2 separate regions of the Homo sapiens genome follow, and region 2 is linked to region 1. A link is a loop called in an ENCODE intact Hi-C map of the cell type or tissue named here. Cell type or tissue: CD14-positive monocyte. All regions are shown on one strand. Links, peaks and the distances in the headings refer to the core of each region. The heading gives the core; the rest is flanking DNA. Region 1 overlaps BLACE (B cell acute lymphoblastic leukemia expressed). Region 2 overlaps INSIG1-DT (INSIG1 divergent transcript).

Evidence for each region. Hi-C counts contacts between places; a loop is a spot of excess contacts. Peaks named below come from ENCODE experiments on the same cell type or tissue, not always from the same donor. Only the 100,000 strongest peaks of a DNase experiment are listed, where the experiment ranks them.
Region 2: a loop joins it to region 1, with 2.9 times the contacts of the local background. A loop is called at or near these places in 28 of 110 quality-filtered maps.

What each region holds. Positions count from the first base shown.
Region 1 is chr7:155,354,593-155,359,959 of GRCh38, forward strand. BLACE (B cell acute lymphoblastic leukemia expressed) reads right to left here. Exons shown (of 6, transcript NR_103545.1): 5 at 5,308-5,367; 6 at 2,396-4,188. Among named protein-coding and RNA genes, the nearest start is that of BLACE, 11 kb to the right of the region's middle. In CD14-positive monocyte, for the core only: CTCF peaks have their summits at 2,316 (motif pointing left) and 2,517; DNase peaks (open chromatin) are centred at 2,299, 3,089 and 3,919; H3K4me3 peaks cover 1,874 bases; H3K27ac peaks cover 2,566 bases.
Region 2 is chr7:155,288,792-155,294,158 of GRCh38, forward strand. INSIG1-DT (INSIG1 divergent transcript) reads right to left here. Exons shown (of 2, transcript NR_183448.1): 2 at 1-73. Among named protein-coding and RNA genes, the nearest start is that of INSIG1, 6.4 kb to the right of the region's middle. RefSeq lists a cis regulatory region at 2,164-2,763. In CD14-positive monocyte, for the core only: no CTCF peak of the experiment used is centred there; a DNase peak (open chromatin) is centred at 2,460; H3K27ac peaks cover 458 bases.

The DNA of each region.
Region 1 (5,367 bases), core at 274-5,273:
TTGCATGCACAGACACACCATGTAGGTGCGCACACACTCGCACACACACGGCATGCACAACACGGCATGCACACACACTTGCGTGCACACACACTCACCTGCACACACCCATGGCATGCACACACTCACACACACTCACTCGCACACACACAGCATGCACACACACGTGCACACACACTCACCTGCACGCACACACGGCATGCACACACGCACGTGCACACACATGCACATACATGACACAGACTTGCACACACATAAGACATGCACACACTTGCATGCACCAATATGCCATGCAGGCACACACGCACACGACACACACATTCACATGCACACACGCACATATGTGATACACTTGCACACACATGACGTGCACATACTTGCACACACAGGCACACTATCCCTTCATGCTGTCAGACACATCCTGTCACGCTCAGGCTGTGGGCATGGAGCCCGAGGGCAGGACAGAAGGTTGGGAATCCCAGGGCTTGTGTGTTTCTGGTGCTGCCCAGCCCCTGTCTCCTGCTGGGAAGGCAGGGACATGGGGCAGGGAGCTCACCAGGGTCACAGAAGCCCAAGACGAAGATGATGATGATGATGATGGACAAAAGGAATAGTGGGGGCACCTGGGAGGCGTGACATCACATGCCTGAGCCCTGGCCCTGCCCCATCGATCCCGCCTTCCCAAGGGTACCCAGCAAGTGTGCCCTGCTTCAGGTCCCATTTCACTATTCAGCCAACACAGAATCCCCACCGAGGTGCCAGCAGATGCAGAAGATGGGAGGGGCTGGCGAGCCAGGCAGGGCACCCCCAGGCGAGCCCCCCAGAGGGCAGAAAGGCTGGGACTTGTCTCTCAAGTAAAAGTCGAGGTTGCGTGACTGGGGGTCTGTCCCCAAGGCTGCCCCCGGTGGAGACGGCCACCGCCAGTCCACAGGACAGTGGAACAAGAGCAGATTCCATCCACTTACCATCCACTCTCCAAAGTGTAGCCCTTAGACCTCACCTAACTGCAGAGGAGATGGCAATGTGTGCCCCTAACATGTAGTTCCCTGACTAAAGGGACACCTGCCGTCTCTGCCACACTGAACACAAACCCTGGGCCTGCACCCTTTTCTCGGTTCTACAGTAGAACATACTTGAGAAAAGAAAAGCTGACTTCAAAGGACAGGACGGGACCTGCTCAGGGATAGCTGAACTTGAATCTGGGTTCAAAGCCTTTGAACAACATATGATGGGCCTAGTATTTGGGGTCAGGGATCCACCTTCTAGACCACCAGGACGGCGGAGGGGAAAGGAGCGTTTCTTGTAGCATTCCCCTTGCCCCTCCTCCTGACAGGCTGAGGCACCTGGTCCCTGAATTGCAGGAGGCAGTGCCCCTCAGCCAGGCTGCACAACCTTCCGTGGCCGTGAGGGGCAAGGCTGGTCCTGGCTCCAGCCCCTGCCACACTGCTTTGCCCAGCAGCCCCGGACTCTCCTGCCTGCGGTGTGCAGGTTCAACACCCCCATATGATTTACAATACATCATTTGGACTAACAGCTGTTGTCTAAGCTGCCTGTTAGGCAGGGTTCTGCAGGGAAGCAAAGCTAATAGGGTGTGTGTGTGTGTGTGTGTGTGTGTGCACACAAACGTGCACACATCTATATGTCTGTATCTTTGTCAAGAGGAAGAGAGATATTTATTTTAACAAAAATTCACTCACTGATTGTGGGGACTGGCGGGACTGAAATCTGTTGAACAGTCTTGCCGGCTGAGATTCAGGTAAGAGTTGATGCTGAGGTCCTGAGCCCGCGTTCTGCTGGGTAGCCAGTGGGGAACTCTGGCTGGGTTCCTACATTATCAGCTTGAGACAGAATTCCTCCTCCCTAGGGAGACCTCAGTCTTTGCCTTTAGACCTTCAGCTGATTGGGTGAGGCCCACCCACGCTGTGGAGGGCCATCTGTTTACTGAAAGGCAATTGGTTATAGGTGTTAAACACTATAAATAGTGTATCTACTATTTATACTATCAATAGCGTAGCAGGTACATTGAGTTAACGCTGTCAGAGGAGACAGTCCTCTGCCTAAAGACAGACCTCAGGACATGTGAGATGTCTATGCAAAGCCTCCTGCCCACACAGAATATAAGCAATATTAGCTTATAAGCATGACAAGGTGACACTCACCACCACAGCTGCCAACAGGAACTTGCCTCCTTCTCCTGCCTGGACGTCCACCAATACGTTTTACATTTGTGTTTTAATTCCTTTGAAGGAAACCAGGAACTTTCTCTAAAAACAGTGCCCTCCAGTGGGCAAAATTCCATCGTCTAGCCAGGGAGCTGGGCCAAAGGCGGCCCCAGGCAAGCCGACTGTGGTGCCTACATCCCTGAAGGGTTGTCAGAAAACAAAGACAATGATTCAGGCAGGCCCTGGGTGGCCCACACAGCCACCGTTCCTTTATTTGTCATCTGGCCTTTGTAGAGAAAGTTTGCCGAGCCCCGATCTGAGCATCTTTCATCTTCTCTCTCCATGTCTTGCTCCACACGCCACCATCTGCCACTTTCTGGATGGGCATTGCTTACTCGGCCTGAAGCGACGCTGTGCTGACACTAACAGTCTTTAGGTATTTCCCCTTGCCTTGGTGCATCTGCCTCCCCCTCCAGACCCCACCTGTCCTGCTCACGGTGTTTGTCCTTTACCCAGAACTGATCTGGCGCATCTGCGTATTCATCAAGCCTAAGTATTCATTAAGCGTAGCAGGTGCATTAAGTTAACGCTGTCAGAGGAGACGGTCCTCTGCCTAAAGGCAAACCTCGGGACATGTGAGAGGCCTATGCAAAGCCTCCTGCCCACACAGAATATAAGCAATATTAGCTGGTTAGTCATTTACACATTAGTATAAACAAGTACTCCCATCCTAGCCATGAAGGATAATTTAAAAGAGAGGAAAGTTTGGGCAGAATCAGAACACTGATGCCTGAGCAAGTGGATGACCAGAGAGGAAACCCTCTCTGGAGACAGGAAAGAAGTGACTAAAAAGGGGAGGTTGCCAGCACTGAAGACAAACCGTCTCTATTTCATCACTTCCCCAGGACTTGGCCCAAGTAACAGCTCCTCAAACCTTTCATTGGGCAAAGACTGCTCGATGAGTGACTCATAAACACAAAAAGCACAGGCACCGCTGCTCTGCACCCAGAGACTGTTTCCCCGCAGGGCTGCCAGGGAGGATCCCCCCAGGGTCTCCAGAACACAGGGTTCTGAGGTGTCAGTCCACCCTCCGTGGGGGAAAGGACTCCAAGGGAAATGTCTGGTTAGATAAAGCCACGCATGTGTACTTCCTCCGGGGCTGCTCGGAGCCTTCCCTCTGCTCACACATATGCCGTCACCTCTAGGAGAGGTCACGGGTGGCGGCGTGTCCCGAACTCTTTCCAACACGAGCTGCCCCTCACTTTCTGCCTGGTCTGCCAGAAACACCGAGAGAAGCCAATCTTCCAAGGCCCTCCGTCTGGGAAACTCTGACCTGGGGGCCACGCTAAGGGGAAAGCTCCCGTTCTGTAAATCAGTGCTCTCTTCCGAGGCCCAGCTGGAGGCAGGGATGATGTCTTTCATCATTCGCAGGAGGATGGCGTAAGCCCTGAGAGGTGTGAAAGGTAAGTAACGCCATGCTTTCCAAAGTCCCTCTGCCCACAGCTCCTCCTTCTGAAGGGAAGAAGAAAGGAAAGGGAAGGGAAGGCGATCACGAGGAAAGGAGGGAAGGTGGGGGTGCCAGGCGAGGGAGAGGCTGGGGGAGGCCCTGCCGCACCCCCTCTGTGCCTCCCTGGGACAGGCCTCCTGCCCCTCCCTCTGCTGGCAGCCTCGGTCTGTCCAGTCTCAGTTCCGCCCAGATGCCTGCAGCAGAGCCTGCTGTGGGGACCTGCTGGAGACGTGCAGCGCGCACCCAGCCTCTCATCAGCTCCAGGCTGCGCTGTCACCCCATGGACAGTGACTTCTGGCATCCACGCACTCCAGACAGATGTGCAGCCAGCGCCGCCAGCCCGGAAGGGCATCTGACACGTTTCTCAGCTGTGTTCCCTCTTTCAAGGTCACTGGCTTGAGCTCTTCCCTGCCCCGAGCACACGGACGTGGCAGCGGGCAGCGGGCAGATGGTGCACAGTCTCACATCCTCGGGCATCCGGCGGCGCGGGGACCCCTGTGGTCTCTGCACTGCGGGCACCTGCAAGCAGAGCTCTGCAGACAAAACTGAAGCCCCCCATCATCACAGGCCGGGCTCCTGCCCCAGCCCCTGCGCTGCCCTCGGAACCAGCCTGCACGCCCGCCCCACGGAGAGGCAGAGCTCTGCAGCTCCACAGCCCACGTTGTGCTGGCCAAAGTCACCACTGAGATGCCGGGGACTCAGGGGGCACAGGTGACCCCGAGCTCTGGCTCTGCAGCCCCGCCCACTGCAGGTCTCCGTGAGAGTAATACCTGTGTGTATTGTATATATTTTCTAAATTTTCTGTGTATTATGTTTTGACATCTTAGAAAAGCTTTCTGGCTGGGGAGAGCCTGCCCCTCCAGGGGCTGGCCAATTCTGATACAGCGAGGGCTCAGAGCATGCCTTTCATACGCAAACTAGCCAGCATACCTCCTCTCTCTGGCCCTAAACTCCCCGGGCGATATTCCCCTGCCCTGACCATCACAGCGCCAGGTCCTGGGTGACTAGGGACCACCCCCACCCACAGCCAAACCTGCTGAGATGATTCCAACTGGCCAGTCCTAAAGCATACACCTCCCTGCCCTTCCTTTTTCACGGAAGCCCCACTCCTGCCCAGGCACTCCCCTTGCTCTTGTCTGCTGCCTCCTGACCGCCCTGGCACCCCCCACCATGGCCCAGAGTGCACTAAACTTCCTCCTCATCCCCTCCTGTGGCCACATGACTTGACCGTGCCACATGGGCACGACATTCTCAAAACACCAAGGCAGGCCCGGGGAGGTATTTTTAGGTGGGGGCTGGGGCTGGGGAGTGGCTGGAAGGAAAAGCAGGGCAGGCTGCAGCATCCTCACTCACTTCCCCCCATCCCTGGGCTTTGCACTTCCCCCCCCTCAGGGCAGACAGGTGAGGACACACGGGCACCAAAATAAGCAAAGTGATGCCACAGCGGAGGTGGCAGCTCTGGAGCTGCTGGCCTTGCTGCCCTTCTGGCTGTCCACTGACCCCCTCCTCCAAGCGCTGTATGAGTCTCCTGTGGCCACCAGAATGACGTCCCACAGACTGGGCACCTTTAACAGTGGACATTCCTTCCCTCTCAGCTCTAGAGGCTGGAAGTCCTAGATGAGGGTGTCAGGGCCTCACCCCCTCTGAAGTCTGCAGGGAGGATCGCCCTGCACCTGGCCCAGTTCTGGTGTGGCCGGC
Region 2 (5,367 bases), core at 164-5,163, 66 kb before region 1:
TTACGACACGCGGTGCATGGCATGGCACATGGTCGGCATGGTAGATGCTGGGTTGCTGCCACACCCACACTCCCTGCTGGAGGAAAAAACAGAGATCAAGAGGGAGTCCAGGGAAGCGCCTTCATCTTCAGAGAGTGACTGGGAGTTGCAAACAACCCACCTGCCCACTGCCCACTGGCCCAAATTTAGGCTCATGGCCACACCAACCGCTGAGAAGTTCAGTCTAGCTGGTGCCCAGTCTTTAGCTGGTTCGGCTAAAATTCAAGAGGCTCTGTAATTAAATATCTATTTATAATATATCATGTAGTGCATATAAGATATGAGGACAGCTATATATATATATATATGTAGTAAATACATTGATATATGTATTGGGGAGAACAAGGTAAACATCAGCCAACTGAAACAGATGATCAAAAAAGACTTAGCCACACCAGCTCCCGGGACAAAGGCTAAGCTGCTTAGCCTGTCCCCAGGCTTCAGCCCAGCTGACTTCTCCACTCTGTCTCCCACGTGCTCAGAATCCCCCGAGGGCCTCACGCCTCTGCGCAAGTTGTTCCTCTGCTGGAATGGCTTTGCTCCTTCTCTGGGTGACAAATTCATCTTTCGAGACTGAGCTCAAATGTCACATCTCCTGAGAGGCATTTTCTAATTGTCCCTCTTCTGTGTTTCCATAGCACCGCCTGTCTATGAATTTCTATGATAAAAATCACCAAAATGCATCGAAATGATGTTTTCATGTCTGTGGTAGGCAGAATATCAGTCCGCTCCCAAAAGTCCACAGTCTAATCCCTGGAATTCGTGAATGTGTGATGTTACATGGTGAGGGGACTTTGCAAACTCGATTAAAGATCCTGGGATGAGGAGATTCTGCTGGTGTCTAAGCCCATGCGGGGAGCTCTAACAAAGTACCAGCGACTGGGCTTATAAACAGCAGATATTCATTTCTCACAGTGCCGGAGGCTGGAAGTCCAAGCTCAGGGCACTGGGAGACAGTGTCTGGCGAGGGCCACTTTCTAGTTCAGAGATGGCGCCTTCTCCTGCATCCTCACATGGTGAAGGGGCCAGGGAGCTCTCTGGGGCTCTCTCTTCAGGGCCCCGACCCCATTCACAATGGCTCCACCCTCATGACCTCAGCACCTCCCAAAGGCCCCACCTCCTGGCACCATTGCCTTGGGGTGCGGCTTTCAACGTATGAATTTGGGAGGACACAGACACTCAGCTCATACTACCTGGGTTATTCAGGCAAGTCCCACCTAACTCCAGGCCCTTCGAAGTGAGCAGGAGGCCAGAGTGATACCACGACAGGGCCATGAGCAGGGAAGGCAGGCAGCCTCTGGGTGCTGGGAAGGGCGAGGGAACAGACCCCCTGGAGTCTCCAGAAGGAACCCAGCCTGCCAGCGCCTTGATCTTACTGCAGCGAAACCCAGTTCAGGCACCCAACCCCCAGAGCTCTGAGATGACACATGCGTGCTGTGCAGGGCCACCGTGTTTGTGGTCATTTGTCACAGCAGTGCCGGGAGCCTCCTCCTAGGTCCTTCTCCCCCATTAGTTTGTGAGCAGCTCCAGGACCATGCAGCAAGAGCCCTTGTGTATCTCTAGCACAGTGCCTGGGGCACAGCAGGAACTCCAGGGGTGAGAGCAATGGGGGTGCGGGGAGCCCAGCTATGGACTCAGGGAGGCTGGATCTGAACCCCTGCTCTGCCCCTCAGCATTGTCACAGCTTTGAGCACATTGCTTGCTTCAGGACTCCATTTCTTCACGTTCTTCACCAGATAGAGAGAACACTCATCTTTCAGGTGCCGTGAAATTGAGTAACACAGATTATATGGTGTGTCTATATTTTGGGTGGTAGCCACCGACCGTGGGGCCAAGGCCTGACATGACCACACAGGTGGCAAGCCCCTGGCCCCTCCGCCCCTCACTCCTTCCTGCTCCATGCTCCACATCCCTCCCAGTCCCGGAGGACAGAAGGCTGAAAGCAAGGTGTTTCCAGGCCCTGCTCCCTGTGAGAGCCCTACGGGACAATCCTTCCTTACTCCTTCCGGCCTCTGGTGGCTCCCAGCAAACCATGGCGCATGTCCGCCTCCGTCCTCACACGGCTTCTCCTGCATGTCTGTCTCTGGGTCTCACCTCCTCTTCTTAGGAGGAAACAGTCATGTTGGATTTGGGCCCACCCTACTCCAGTGGGAACTCATCTTAACTCATTACATCTCCAAAGACTCGATTTCCAAATAAGGTCACATTCTGAGGTTCCCAGAAGGACATGAATTTGGGGGCACACCATCCCACCCAGTGCACCCCCTCTGCCACTGCTATCTGCTGCCTTCACTCCCCAGGGACTCAGACACCTGACACACAGTCTGTCTCCATATCCCAAACCTGTCATTGTGCTGAGGACTTCGTCCCACTCAAGCATGACTCATCCAAGGCCTCGCCTCTGGGTTCCCTGACCTCCTTGGCCCTGGTGACTCACTCCACACCACTCCAGCCACCCAATCCCAGGCTCATCGTGGGGACTGCCACCCTCTGCAGTGGCTCTCCCCTGACGCCATGTGCCCACACAGCCTCCTCCTGCCCAGGCTCTCGCCTTCAGATCACCCATCCAGTAATGAATCTGTGGGAGCTTGGGTTGCATTAATCAATGAATATTGCTACCCTTGTAGGGCCAATACCCAGTGTTCACATAGGGCAAGCCTCTACACACTGACCCTTCCCTCTGTGGGGCCCTCTTCCTCCCGGCATACTCCTTTCACCTCCATTTCACCTGACCCAGGTTCCATGACGCCACCAGCCGCCTGCCGCTAACCTGCCCTCCACTGCTCCATTGCCCCTCCTTGGCACCACCAGGAAAAAACCAATTCTAGAGGCCCCTCGAATGCTCTGCCATTGCTACCCAGCCTGGAGTGTCGTAGAGAAGAACTCCCACGCCACCCTGCAGATTGGGCCCTGTGAAGTCGCCATCACAAACCTCCACCAGGCACTCCACACCAAAGGGTTTACACTCCCAGTTTCCAATCGCTCCTGTCTCCCTCTTAACTCAGGAGCTCTCCTCCTTCTTCAGAAATGACAGAAACTTCCTGAGGGGAAGGCGACCCCACCACACCGCCCCCATCTCTCCCACCTACTTCCTCAGTAGAGGGTGTGCCTGCCCAGGAATCCCCACTAGGATTGGTCCTAGACACCAATCTCCTCCTCTAATCTTCTCCTCAGGGACCTCACTCTCCACTGCCTGCTCTCACTCCCTCTTCTTCAGTCTTTCTTTATTTTATTATTATTATTTTTGAGACAGAGTCTCACTCTTGTCACCCACGCTGGAGGGCAATGGAGCAATCTCGGCTCACTGCAACCTCCACCTCCTGGGTTCAAGCGATTCTCCTGCCTCAGCCTCCCGAGTAGCTGGGATTACAGGCATGTGCCACCACGCCTGGCTAATTTTTGTATTTTTAATACAGACGGGGTTTCACCATGTTGGTCAGGCTGGTCTCGAACTCCTGACTTCGTGATCCACCTGCCTCAGCTTCCCAAAGTGCTGGGATTACAGGCGTGAGACACCACGCCCTGCCCTTCTTCTTCAATCTTTCTACTGGGTCCATCAGCGTTTATATTTGTTCACGTCTCTCATTTTTTAAAACAAAACAGGCTGGGCGCCGTGGCTCATGCCTGTAATCCCAACACTTTGGGCGGGCAGATCACCTGAGGTCAGGGGTTCAAGACCAGCCTGGCCAACATGGTGAAACCCTGTCTCTACAAAAATACAAAACTTAACCGGGTGTGGTGGCAGGTGCCTGTAATCCTGAGTGGGAGGCTAAGGAGGGAGAATCCCTTGAACCAGGGAGGTGGAGGTTGCATGAGCTGAGATCGAGCCACTGCACTCCAGCCTGGCTGACAGAGCAAGACTCTGTCTCAAAATAAACAAACAAACAGACAGACAAACTAAACTCTTTCCCCATCACTCTCTCCTCCAGCTTCCATCATCTCTCCCCTCCTTCTCACAGCCAGACCCCTTCCAGAGGGATCTTCACTGGCAGCCTCATTTTCCTTGTCTCCTTATCTCATGGAAGCGCAGCTTCCCCCGTGACTCAGGCCACTCACACCGAGCTTCCTGCTGACCACATCACAGGACCCCCAGACATGATTGGTCTCTGTCTTGCATGCCATGGCTGCCACTTTCTCCTTTCCAGAACATCCCCCCCCCGGATTTCTTGGTCGCACACTTTCTTCCTATCTTACTGGACCTTCTGCCACTGCCCCTGGCAGCCCCTTTCCTCTGCTCCAGCCTCAGGGCTGTACGAGGCACACTGACTTCTCATCCTACACAGTCTGCCTTGGCCCACCCTCCACTCCAATGCAGAGTCACCATCTGCAGTGGTCTCTGCGATGGATTCACCAACAGCTCTTCACATTGGAGGGTCATCTCTCTGCCAATCATAACTGTTCTACTCCCCTTTCCAGTGATCAATATAGGCATGGACAGTCTGACCAACTTGACTTGCAGAAGCAGCTCTGGGGTCTTCTTACCACTTGGGGCTCTGAGGATGAGTCCACTGTTGGCTGTGGAATCTGGTTGTCCCATCAGCCGCAGCGTGGGGCTGAGTATAGTCATGTGTCGCGTAACAACGAGCATGTATTCTGAGAAATGCATTGTTAGGAGATTTTTCATGCAGACACCATTGAGTGCATTTACATAAATTGAGACAGTAGAGCCCACTACACACCTAGGCTGGAGGGCATTCCTCGTACACCTGTGCAGCATGTGACTGTACTGCATACTGTGGGCAAGTGGAACCCAATGGCGAGGATGTGTGCATCTACACATATCTAAACGTAGAAGAGGTGCAGTAAACATATGGCATTACATGGGCCCACCATCGTATATGCAGCCTATCACTGATGGAAATGTCATCGTGCAGTGTATGACTGTATTAGAATCAGGAAAACTGAAAGAGTTAATGAAGGAGGGGTAAACTGGGGCCAGTAAGAGACGGAAGATAGAGAGCTACCAGATGCATTTCTTTTCTTTCTTTTCCCCCAAAGGACTGTTCTTGCAAGGCATGGTGGGTCTCCACAGCCTGTACAGAAGGTACCCTGTGTGACTAGCAACCACATGTCACGCAACAGCCATGGTCGGCTCAGTGAGGTGACCCTCACCATAGCTTCTCCTTCACTGCTTCACTCACCTCTTTCCCTCACTCTTGGGGGATTGTGCTTTCATGGCAAGTAAGCTAAGGCACTTCCCTTCATAGACAAACACTATTCTGCTTTTGAAAACGATGACATACCACTTCACATCCACTGAGATGGCTAGAATCAAAAACTCAAGGAATAACAAGTGTTGGCAAAGATGTGGAGAAATCAGAACCCTCA